2 separate regions of the Mus musculus genome follow, and region 1 is linked to region 2. Evidence: chromatin loops called from intact Hi-C (ENCODE). Cell type or tissue: heart. All regions are shown on one strand. Each heading gives the region's core, and the rest is flanking DNA. Links, peaks and the distances in the headings are about the cores only.

What was found. A loop is a pair of places that touch in the nucleus more often than their neighbours do. Peaks named below come from ENCODE experiments on the same cell type or tissue, not always from the same donor. Only the 100,000 strongest peaks of a DNase experiment are listed, where the experiment ranks them.
Region 1: a loop joins it to region 2, with 2.2 times the contacts of the local background. A loop is called at or near these places in 8 of 42 quality-filtered maps.

The regions. Positions count from the first base shown.
Region 1 is chr6:147,942,981-147,948,760 of GRCm38, forward strand. No RefSeq gene overlaps it. Among named protein-coding and RNA genes, the nearest start is that of Far2, 100 kb to the right of the region's middle. In heart, for the core only: no CTCF peak of the experiment used is centred there; DNase peaks (open chromatin) are centred at 1,211 and 2,161.
Region 2 is chr6:147,808,086-147,813,865 of GRCm38, forward strand. No RefSeq gene overlaps it. Among named protein-coding and RNA genes, the nearest start is that of Gm15762, 91 kb to the left of the region's middle. In heart, for the core only: a CTCF peak has its summit at 2,847 (motif pointing left); a DNase peak (open chromatin) is centred at 2,846; H3K27me3 peaks cover 294 bases.

The DNA of each region.
Region 1 (5,780 bases), core at 248-5,247, 130 kb after region 2:
AGGAGGAAGAGGAGGAGCAGCAGCAGCCACTGCAGCCCCTCTCAGGGTCCAGATAGTCTGCAGAAACTATCTGCAGCTGGCAAAAATCACACCCCTGCTAGAGCATGAGGCAAATCATACTCAGCTGCTGTAAACAGTCTAAAGCAGCCCCATATACCACACCTGGGATTAAAACAAAAGCATATTCCTATAACATTCCTGTGTTTAAAGAAACCAAAATTCTCACTACACTGCAGTCTGGGTGGAATCATGAGTCTCAATAAGAATTGTCATCCCTCATGGTAAAACCTAGATTGGGGTGGGTGGTGGGTGGGGGGATGGGGTTAGATTTCATCAGAACCACCAATCAAACCCATTCAATTATTTGAAAAACATGATGACGTGATTCAAAAATGTGTCACTCACTAGACAGATGTTGCTGGATCACAGGGAGGAAACCATAGCTTAAGGTCCAGTGTCTGGACTTGGTCTTTATTCCTGACACCCCATTACATTTTCTGCTCACGGCTAACTAAGGTCTCTGAGGCCTTGGAGACAAATGTCCTGGTGTTTTGATAAGTTCACCACTGGGTCTACCCCAACTTCCTAGGACCTCACTTGGAGTTTATTTCAAATTCCATACTTTTAAAACATGGGACACATTTTAATTCAAATCCTATTGAGGAAATAAAATGAACTGTCTCAGTCTATTACAGGAAGGTGTGGAAACAGAAAGTGGAAATGGGAAATGGAAGTGCACATCTTATCTCCTGTAGGTGACAATGATCTTCTACCTCATTTCCTTTTCTTCCTTGCCCTGTGCTTGCATCTCTATGTACTGCCCCTTGTGCTCCCAGTCCTGACCACCCTTCTCTCTTTTTGTCTGTTATTTTATTTGTGCTTTATAGTAAAAACAATAATAGATGTGTTCTTTCAGAGCATGCACCCCATGATTGTCCCACTCTCTCAGCCACAGAGAACCAATTGTTTCCTGTTTCACCTGCTCTGTCCACTCGTCTGACCTGTCAATAGTGTCACTTATGCTGTGGAGTTTTCATGGGTGGTAGTCAGATCTCAAGCAGAAACAGGTGAATGAGCCTTCTATAGATCTTGGCAAAGCTGTTAGACACAAACAGGAAAAGCTGGAAAAGGGACAAGGGAAGTGCACACAAGCTTAAAAGATGGCCTCCAAGGGCATGACCAGGTCCCAGTGAGTGACGTGAGAGGAAGCTGAGCACATGCACGCCTTTCCTCTTCTGAGTCATGTGTCCCTTGGGAGCTGCTCAGAAGAACACTAGCTGTTCATTTCAATCCTCTTCGTGAATATTCAACTGTTTAGAAAATAATTCTTAATGTTTTCCTTGGAATCATCTAAATATGAAAGACCAGTGGTGGCTTTGAACATGTTCCCAGCTTGGTTGGATCAAGACTGAGCAACCAGATGGCAGGAGCCTACAAGGCTTGCTCCTCCTTCCTGCAGGCTTGAGCATTGTTTCCTATTGCCAGTGTCTTGTCTTTTCTCCCAAAATTACTTTAAGAGCACATGGCTAATTTTTGGCAGAGCTCCATATACTCAGATCTTTTTATCTGGCTGTGTATACCAACCATTTTATTAAATATCAATGTTCCTAGTTTACATCTCTCCTTACATTTTAATGGGCAAACATGTATTCTCTCTTGTGATTCTCAAGCAAACCTCTTCAAAGAAGTGAGATAATTATTGTTGAGCCCATTATCTGTGTGGAAAGCTGAAGTCATTAGAAAGGAGCTAGTAAGTCAGAGTTCAAACTAGGTCTTCCCTTTGCCTCCCACAGTACAAGGACATATTACATCCTGATACTTTTTTTTTTCAAACTTTACTCTGGAAACATCTAGAGAGCTCTTGTGAGCTCAGGTTTCCTACATACCACCATCTCCCTCTTTCTTGACCACATCCCTTCAAAATGCCCTTTGCAGATGTTGACCTCAGGGTGTCTCTGGACTTACATAATCTATTTGTTCTTCCCAGGGTAACCAAGTAAATTATAACAAATACAGGGAACAGCAGAGTGGGCAGACACAGATATCTGTTAGCCCATTAAATCACCCCCTCCTGAGAACAATGCTTCACAGAAAAGGAACTATGAAGTCATCTGATCAAGCCTCATGCCAAAGCAGGTTCAAGGCCAGAGCACTGCTGCCAAGTTGCCCTTTGGCTTCCATCTCTGGCTTTTGATGTTCTGAAGATTGTATCTGCTGCTGGACCTGCTTCTAAACAGAGAAGTGATCTCTCAGTTGGAGGGTTAGCTGTGTCCCATGGGCTCTCATTGCTCTGCGCAAAGTCTGATTGTTTGGATCTCCTGTGACAAATGTTGCCCCCAGCAGAAGGTAATCCCATTCTCAATTAACTGGCTAAGACTGAAAACTGAAAGTCGTGAAATGCTCAAGAGCTCAATTCCTTTCTGAATACAGAAATGGCCAATAGGAATGTCATAATACACAGAGTGCTTGAGCCACCAGGAAACAAGCCAAAACTATGCTCTGCTGTTTTCTCTATCATTTCCTAATTAATCTCTGAGTCAAAACAGGCAGCCAGCAGGAGTGTTGCGAGATGCCAGCGGTCCCCAAGAGTCCTCTTAAGTCATCATCATTTGAAGAGCAAAAGTGAAAAGTTGATGTGTCCATTACATGGAACCTCTTTCTTCAACTCTCTTCTTGTGAGAAAGATTTCAACTCATGATATGTTTCCCCCCAAAAAGATTTCAACTCATGAAGTGTTACCCCCCCCAAAAAAGTGGTTGTGTGTTTCTAAAGCATAAGGAAGAATACAGTGCTAAGGATCTTTAAATACCTTAAGGGAAGTAGAACAGGATGACTCCAGGGTCTCTCTGGCCAGCCAGTCTAGCTGACACAGTGAGCTCCAGGTTTCCTGAGAGACCCTACCTCTAAAAATAAGGTGGAGAGCAACAAAAGACTCCTGGTATCAACTTCTGGCTCACAAATGCACACATATGCATGCAACCTCTCAATAGACAAACAAATAACACTTTTCAGTAAAGTTTCATGGGTCCAGAACTCAGGTAATGTCCTCTATGGGGACAAAGTTGGGACGTGACCGGTTCTAAGGACAAAATCCATCTCTTTTGAGCAGCAAGTATACTCAGAAATGAGTCTAAAACAACTGCGGAAAAGGAGCTTTCTTTTCCAGTTGATGCTGGGCCAGAAAACAGCAAAGCATTGAGCTTCTGGGCTGGAAATGTCTATAGGTGGCATGAAGGAGCTGCTGCCTCCCTAGAATGGCTGATGGGACAGATGTAGAATTGTTAGGACCTGTCAGAGGTGGGAAGAGATACATTATGGATCAGAGAGGTCTGTGCCTCACTCACTGCTGGGTCGGCAGACAGACTGTGGCTTAGGACTGAGAAACCCAGGCTTCATTTTACTTCTTCGGCCTGATCCATTAGATCTGAACTCAACCATTCATCCTGACACCATACCTTTTAGGAAGATGGCCATAACTGTTACCCAATGACATCAGAGGCTTATGAGAGGGCAATCATAAAACTAAACCACCTAATAAAACCATAGCCTTATGTGAGGCAGCTTTGTATGACTAAATTGTCTTGTGACATCATAGGTCTGTGAGAGTGACTCCATGTCACTATGTCACCTAGTAACATTGTATCTTTAGTGAGAACACTCCCCACAATGTATGGGCAATGACAGTCACCTAATGATACATCCTTAGGGTGGAACCTTAGTGTTAATAAGTGACTTTATTTACAAAGATGAGTATCAGGCAAGTGTTACTATACCCATCCATTCCCTCATATGCACACACACATTCATGCATACACACTCATTCAGAAAAATGCCAACACACAGGTGCATACACAAATGTATACATATGCACACACTTGGATGTGCATTCACACTCAAACATGTGTACATACTCAAAGATGCAGATGTGCACACATACAGCAGTTAGTTGCTCTACCTTCGATCTAAAAGTTGATTGCTGGACCAGAGGTCACGTAACAACTTGTTAGCTATACAGACAAACTCTTTAACTTCCTAGAGCCTTAGGCTTAGAATCTGCACATAAATCTTAAATGAAAAGAATTGCCCCTCAGCCACCTCAGAAGGAATGGAATGATGGCACAATTCAGGTGGGGACCTGGAGCCTGGGCTGTACTCCTTCCTCAGAGATCAGAAGGCTCAAAGGCCAGGGTGGGCTTTGTCCAAACGACCCAGATAATGGCCCCAACCTTCTATAGAGACCAAGTCTCTTTTTGAGTGATGTAAAGTTTGAATGTGAAATGTCCTTCCAGGCTCATGTGTCTGAATATTTGGTCTCCACATGGTGCTGTCTGGGGAGACTGTGGAGCCTTTGGGCTACAAGCCTGGTGGAGGAGGGGTCCCTGTTTCCTGTTCTGTCTCTTCTTCCTGAACCATCAAAATGTAGTGAGTCCCAGCCACACATTCCTGCCACCATAGACTCTGCTGCATCTTCTCTGCCACCACGGACTCTGCCTTCAAATGATAAACTAGAAGAAATCTTTTCCCACTTAAATCACTTCTATCATATGTTTTGCCAAAACAATGAGAAATATAACTGATCTGAGAGCCGTGAGGAAAGGCCTCCATGACATCAGGAAAACTCCTTGCCTGGTCCTCTGGACATCTCTATAGCATGCATCTGCAGCAAAAACATTATGGACCTATGTGTCCAGCAGCCTTGCCCTCCGGTGTACCCTCTGACCACCCCTGTCAGGTCACACACTCCTCCAAGGAAAGAAAGAACAAGAACCAATGTTTGACACTTCGTTGTTTTTAAAGCAAGTGTGAGATGTTATCTTCAGGCCCTATGGTCACATAGCTTTTTTGACAGACAACTACAAAGAACATTCAGAGAGTCTCCTCAGACCACATAGCCAGGTCCCACCTTGCGGTACCCAGCCCAATCAATGTTACTTTCCTAAATATGTGGACACACGTGTAATTTCATATAATTGAATATAAACATTGCTCACTAGTTGCTAATTAAAATAATAATGTACAATTTAGTGTAAAATGGAAATAAATGGCACTTGGTATCTTTTTCACCAAATAGTTTTCAATTGCTGTTTAACCTAATGGGTCTGTTTCCATAGAAACAAAACTTAGCACAGGCCTTTCTACAACGTCTAAACAGCCTTCCAAGGATTCACAGATGGAGCATCGCTTGGGAGCCAAGGCACAGCTTGCCAGCCTACTTGAGTGTTCTTACAAGCCAGAACTAGGTGTGAAACTTTGGGGAGGGGCTGCACTCATAGCAATCAGGTATCCTCGGTGTTCTGCCTCCTCCTGACCAGAACTGTAGTGTCCGGCTCTGCTGTGTGGAAGCTCTGTGGCTGAGAGAAGGAGACAGACTGGGTGTGGTCCTGGAGCATCTCAATCTCCTTTCTCAGAGACTGGACCACTTGCAGGCCACAAGAGGCTCTGTATGGATGGTGCCAGGAGAAGGCCCTTCTGAAACAGCCCAACCAGGAAGAAAATCACCTTTGCCCACGAACCATGCAGCAAAAGCTCTCAGAGAAGCCTTAGGTCCTGATGCCCTCCCTTCCCTCTGAGAGTCCAAGCCCTCTGAGGTGTTGTTCCTCATTCATCTCTCCACCAACTTCAGTAGGTGCCTGCAAACGGCCTTGCTTTCTAGATACTTGTGGATCTACTTTTAACCAAAGGAGACGAACTGCTTCCTCCTTGCGAACATTGCAGGCTTTCACCGGACGACAAAGCCCGTTTGTATGAAGACTCCCCTGCTGGCAGCAAATGTAGACATG
Region 2 (5,780 bases), core at 433-5,432:
ACTCTGTGTCTATATTAGGACCTATTCTGAGGTACTGGGGATACCAATGTACCTGGTTCTGGACAATAGTTCACCCCATAATAGTCACTAACAAGAAAATGACGAACAGACTTAGAAGTAAAACAAACAAATCTTCATTCTTTCAACAACTGACTCCATCTGCCCTTCAGCTAGTGACATCTGACATCAGTAAGAACTGTGTGTTTGGTGTCTTTTCCCACTTCCAGAAAGTCTGAATAAATTTTGAGGTGAACAGGTGGATCTGGGTCCTTCAGAGAAGCTCTGGGGCAAGGACTCTACATTGTAGCCCAAGATCTGATCTGTTTGGCAGGCACTGGTTGTACCTGTCTGAACTGGCTCACAACAGCACCTCAGACCCCACAAGCATGAGGACCTTGCCTCCACTTTATTCTGGGAAGTCGCCTAGCAGCAGACAGAATAATCTTGAGCCATAGCTGACTGTTGTGTGTTTAATGATATCATGGTCAGGTTTGCAATATGCATGCTGTGTTATATACTCACAGATTTCGAATTGGGCCCACGAGGTGGCTTAAAGGGTAAAAGGTCCTTTCCACCAAGCTTGGTGACTTGAGTTTGTTTCCAGAATCCATATGGGAGAAGGAGGGAGGGGACTCCTGTACAATATCCTCTGACTTCCACGTGTGTGTCAACATATACACACTAAGTAAATAAATTTAATTAGAAATATAAAAATTGAAATAATTCATGATTGTGGCAGAGAAGACAAGCCATCATGAACGTTAGAAAGAAGGAATCTATTCTTAGTACTGCCCAGCCCTGTCTGATCTGCCCTCCACTCCACTACAAAGTAGAGCAAGACGTTCCTAGTGTCCTTTTCATTCTAAATACGCTAAGCCACACTCGTGTCAGAGTGCTTGTAAATCCCATAAATCCCACACAGTTGAGATAAGCTATCTGACAAATGCTAGGTCTGTGTTTTGATTTTAAGTTGACTTCAAACTTTCATTCACTTGAACTCTTCCGTTTGAACAAGGGCAGCACTTGAGCCACACCCCGGAGAGCCAGCTGCAGTGGAAAATAGTCTCCAGGGTTTGGGGTTGGAAGCAAGGAAGAAGAGCAGACAGGGAAGTCTGGCCATTCCTTTTATGTATGTTCGTTCTTCTCCCCAGTCAGTGCAGAATTGCAAAGGAAGTTTCCCCTGAAGGAAACTCCCAGGAATCAAAAACAGTGGGTTTGGATGGCTTTCCCAAAATAGTGGGCTTTTGGAATTCATATCAGGCAAATCAATACTAAACTCACTTAGAATCAGACAAACAAACTGATGATTATTTTATGTCTTGGGCCCTGAGCAAATATACTTCCAGCATTTCTAGTACCTATTAACATTTACAAAGGTCTTTCTAGTGAGAGACAAGTCTCTGGGGAATTGTCCATGGGGAGCTAGCTCATGCCATTTCACACTTAGCATAAAGCAGACCTAACGTCTAAGTTCTGCTGTTGAAACTCCCCTTGTTATCAGAATTCTTCCTCTCCTCTCTCCTCTTTCTCTTTCCCCTCTCTCCCTCCCTTTCCCTGCTCTTCCCTTTCTCCCTCTCCCTCTCCTTTTCCCTTCCTGCCCCTTTCTTTGCCTCTTGATGACTTTAGTTTGTTATAAAAGAATAAAGGAAGTCAGGGATAACCCTTAATCCACATTGTGATTAGCCTGCCAGCAAAATTAGCTCAGGTACCCACTGGCTCAGAATAGGGTCCTTTACTCAAGATGACAACTATCATTAGCCCCAGACAAAAGAAGCACCAGACAGTCCACTTGAGACATGTTTCCAGTGATACTAACTGTTCAATTCCCTGCCTCTTTTATCCTGTGAACAAGGAAGACACTGTCTTCATCTGGAAGCTATCTCAGTCTGAAATCAGCCAGTTCACCTTAGTAATAGATTTTCTCGCAGAGCAATTTCTTACTCACTGGATGGAGGATTAGACCTAAAAATCCTATCATCTTTGAACTGACACAGCACCACACAGAGCAACCTTAAATATGACTCTCTGCTGGTATTCATCTCCCTAACCCAGGTGTCTATGTAGCAGGACTTGTATCAGGTTCTGACAGCCAAAGGTGAATTTATCCCCGAGAACCTTATATTTCATAGAGAAAGATTATAGCTCAGTGAGAATGATGTAGATAGACAGACAGATGAGGAATAGACATCTGGATGATAGACAAGTGAGATATAATAGATCTACCAGTAAAAAATAATTGTAACTCAGTGAAACTAGGATAGATAGATAGATAGATAGATAGATAGATAGATAGTAGATAGACAGACGTATGATTGACAGGTGATGATTGATAGATGCTAGATAGATAATAGACAGATTATGGATAGATTATAGGTAGGTAGAAGATAAATAGGTGATAGATGGACTGATAGATAGATGATAGGTAGATAGTTGATAAGTAGGTGACAGATTGATAGTAGATAGATGATAGATAAATAGATAGATAGATAGATAGATAGATAGATAGATAGATAGATAGATAGATAGATAGATAGATAGATGTACGTTCTTAGATGAAAGGTATGACATGTTGGCTGGAGGAAGATTTGTTCCAGGTTCATGTCCTGGGCTGGCTGGTGAGGGAAAGTCATACCTGCTCTAGGCTTTGAGGATTGGGGAAGAAGGAAGGTTCTGTAAGAAGGAAGAGAGTGTGAGAGAAGCAGATTGGGTGTGGCAATGCAATGGAGGGGGGCCCTTCTGTGGCCTTTTACCTGGAGACAAACTGAAAGCAGTGTGGCAGGTCTTGAATCTTCCACCAGAATGGGAAGCACCTCTCTGTTCCAGCAGCTCAGCAGCTACCCCTACTGGCAAGGCAAAGGCAAAGTTGCTCTCTGGGGTGTTGAATGGAGTTTCTGTCTGCTTTTATCTGGAGCTAAGCGTGCATCTCCTGGATTGCCAGGTCTATTCCAGCCTTGTCCTGCCTTTCCCCTAGCTAGTTAATGGGAAAAGTACATGATATACCACTGCTCACCTTTCTTACTGCTGTGACCAAATACACAACAAGAAGCAACTTAAAAGAAGAGGGTTTTTTTTTTGTGATCATGGTTTAATGATAGAGCCCATCATGATAGGGAAGGCATGGCTTTTGGAGCATGAATTAGCTACTCACGTGGTATCTAGGAAAGAGTGGTGAAGGCTACAGCTCATTCAGCTTTCTAATTTTTCTCATTTTTATTCAGTGCAAGATTCCAACCTCAGGGATGGTGCCATCTACACTCAGAACAGGTCTTCCTCCTCAATGAAACCCCCATGGAAAGACCCTACACACACTAAAACATGTGCCTCCTAGGTAATCCCAAATCCATTCAGGCTGACAATAAAGATCCACCTTCCCAGTGTCCAATGGCGTGTTTGTGGTCTAGTGTGGTACTTGGAAAACTAGGGATTTATGGTTGAAACTGTCTTTGTCAATATAGAGAGCTATGTTTGGAACCTCTGTGGAAATGGCTAAGGCTGCTCAACAATTCTGGGTTCTTCTCAGTTGATCCCATATGCTTTATCAACTTGTAAGCTACTGTGGAACAGAGACACCTCACACAGAATGTACTCAACTCTAATTAATCTTCATTATCTGTAGTTTTCATTCTAGAAAAATTACTGTGTGGCAGGACCTTCTTTCCCCATTTCAATGACTGATTCATTCATTTTTGTGACTGCTTTTATTTACTTATACACCATATATCTTATGTTTGTTTGTTTGTTTTATTAGAGGAATTCTTGCTTTGCAGCTTTATTGACAACCTTGTAGCTGAGGCTGGCCTCAAATCTGCAGCAATCCTCATGCCTCTGGCTCCTAGGTACCAGGATGCTATGAGCCACCCCACCTAGATTATTGAGCCTTTGACACCAGTTATGTGCTGAATATTTCCACAAACACATTACCAAGAGGGGGAGGTTTTATTTTCAGAACTGCAGATGTGTATAAGAATTCTCATGTTTCCCCCAACATCCTATCGACTCAGTTTTTCAGTATTTTCCGGAGGAAAGTTCTGTTTCATTCCTCCACAGAAGTTTTGTCTTACTGGGTGATAAAATGCCTGACTGTCCAAGTTTAAGGTGACGGCAGCAAGCTAATATAGGAAATGTTTCACCTTGGAGATTCAGTGGAAAATGCATGTGGTGAGGAAAAGGAACCTGGGTAGCATGGGTTTGGCCTTTCTGACAAATCCAAGGTTTGATATCAATCACGATTCTCCAGCACCCACGTGGTGGCTCAAAATCATCTGTAACTTTTCTTCTGATTTCCAAGGGCCAAAAGACTCCAGGAAACTGTAGCTTGCATAAAAGGCCCATCTTCTGGCTTTGACATTTCCTAGTGCTTGAGGTAACGATTCCTGTGGCGACAGTTGTGCAAGCGTCCATCCCAGCACATGTGAGAGATGACATGGAGGAGTGGAAACAGGGGCTGAGGACCTTCGCTGCTTTGCTCAGAGAGGTCAGTCAGCCTTTAGAGTCTGCAACTGTGTTACTCATTGTGATGGGCAGCCTTCACCTCTTCTGGACTCCCACACAAGCCCAGAGAGCAGGAAACGGCAGTGGTTTCCTGTGGTCAGGTGAAGTAGATCGTTAGCTTGTCGTAAGTAGTGTATTGGTGACTAGACTATGTATTTTGTTCCTTTTATTATGCATCTTTCCTTCTCTACTCTCTTGTTGAAGCACTTAGGTAAAGTAGACCTCTTAGGTATCCAAAGCTGGGTACCTTCCTCTGTGCATCTTGCGATAGGCCTCAGTTTATGATAAGTACCAATATCACTAAAGAAAACAAGGATGGAATGCAGACTAGCCGCTAGGTCAATACTCATGCCATTTACTTGCACAAGACGGTGCCCTCATCTTTCTGAATTGATGCAAGAAAGCAGAGACATTTGCTGACGGCCTGCACTCCCAGCTGGCTAAATGGAAGAAGAGCCTGAGCTGAGACTGGATGGAGTTGGACAGAAGGAGAGAGGAAGAGAGAGGCCAGTGCTGTTGTTGGGTGTGGTTATGCTTGTTAGTGAAGGACCCCTTGGGAGGAGAGTGGGAAGGGACTGGAAAATTGTACTGCCAAGAATAATGGGCACTTTGTGAGACATCTGAATTATGTGAATGGATGTCTCTTCCCATTGCTGTCTACATCTGTGTAGTACTGTATCTTGCACATAAAGAAATGCCTTCAAATGGCACTAGAAAAGGGTATTGAGACTTGTTAGACAGATGTGGGATTGGTTTTCAGCTCTACCACCCACTAGCTTTGCATCAGGAGCAAGGTATTTGATATTAAGCCCCAGTCTCTACACATAACCCATGGGGAGAACAGAGGACTCTCTAGAGTCCTCTGAGAAGGCAAATGAGAAACCTTTCTTGGTGCCTAACAAGAGAGCAGACATCCAAACATTGTTAGCTGCCTTTGTTTTCCCTTAATAACTACAAAAACTAGCCCCTAGCAAACCACATCTGGGAGGATAAGAACTTCTAAAAACCAGAATAATTTCAAGAATGACCCCTCTTAGTTCTTAGTCTCTCTCTCTCTCTCTCTCTCTCTCTCTCTCTCTCTCTCTCTCTCTCTCTCCCTCCCTCCCTCCCCCCCTCTCTCTCCCACCCTCCCTCCCTCCCTCTCTCCTCTCTCCCAACTCTCCATCCTCTTGCTTCCTCCCTCCTTCCTGCCCTTTCTTCCAAACCCCAAAGTTCCAAAATAAAATACACTGGGTAAAGTTTCTGTAGTTTGGAATTTTACAGTGCCTGCATGCCAGAGCTTCACATAA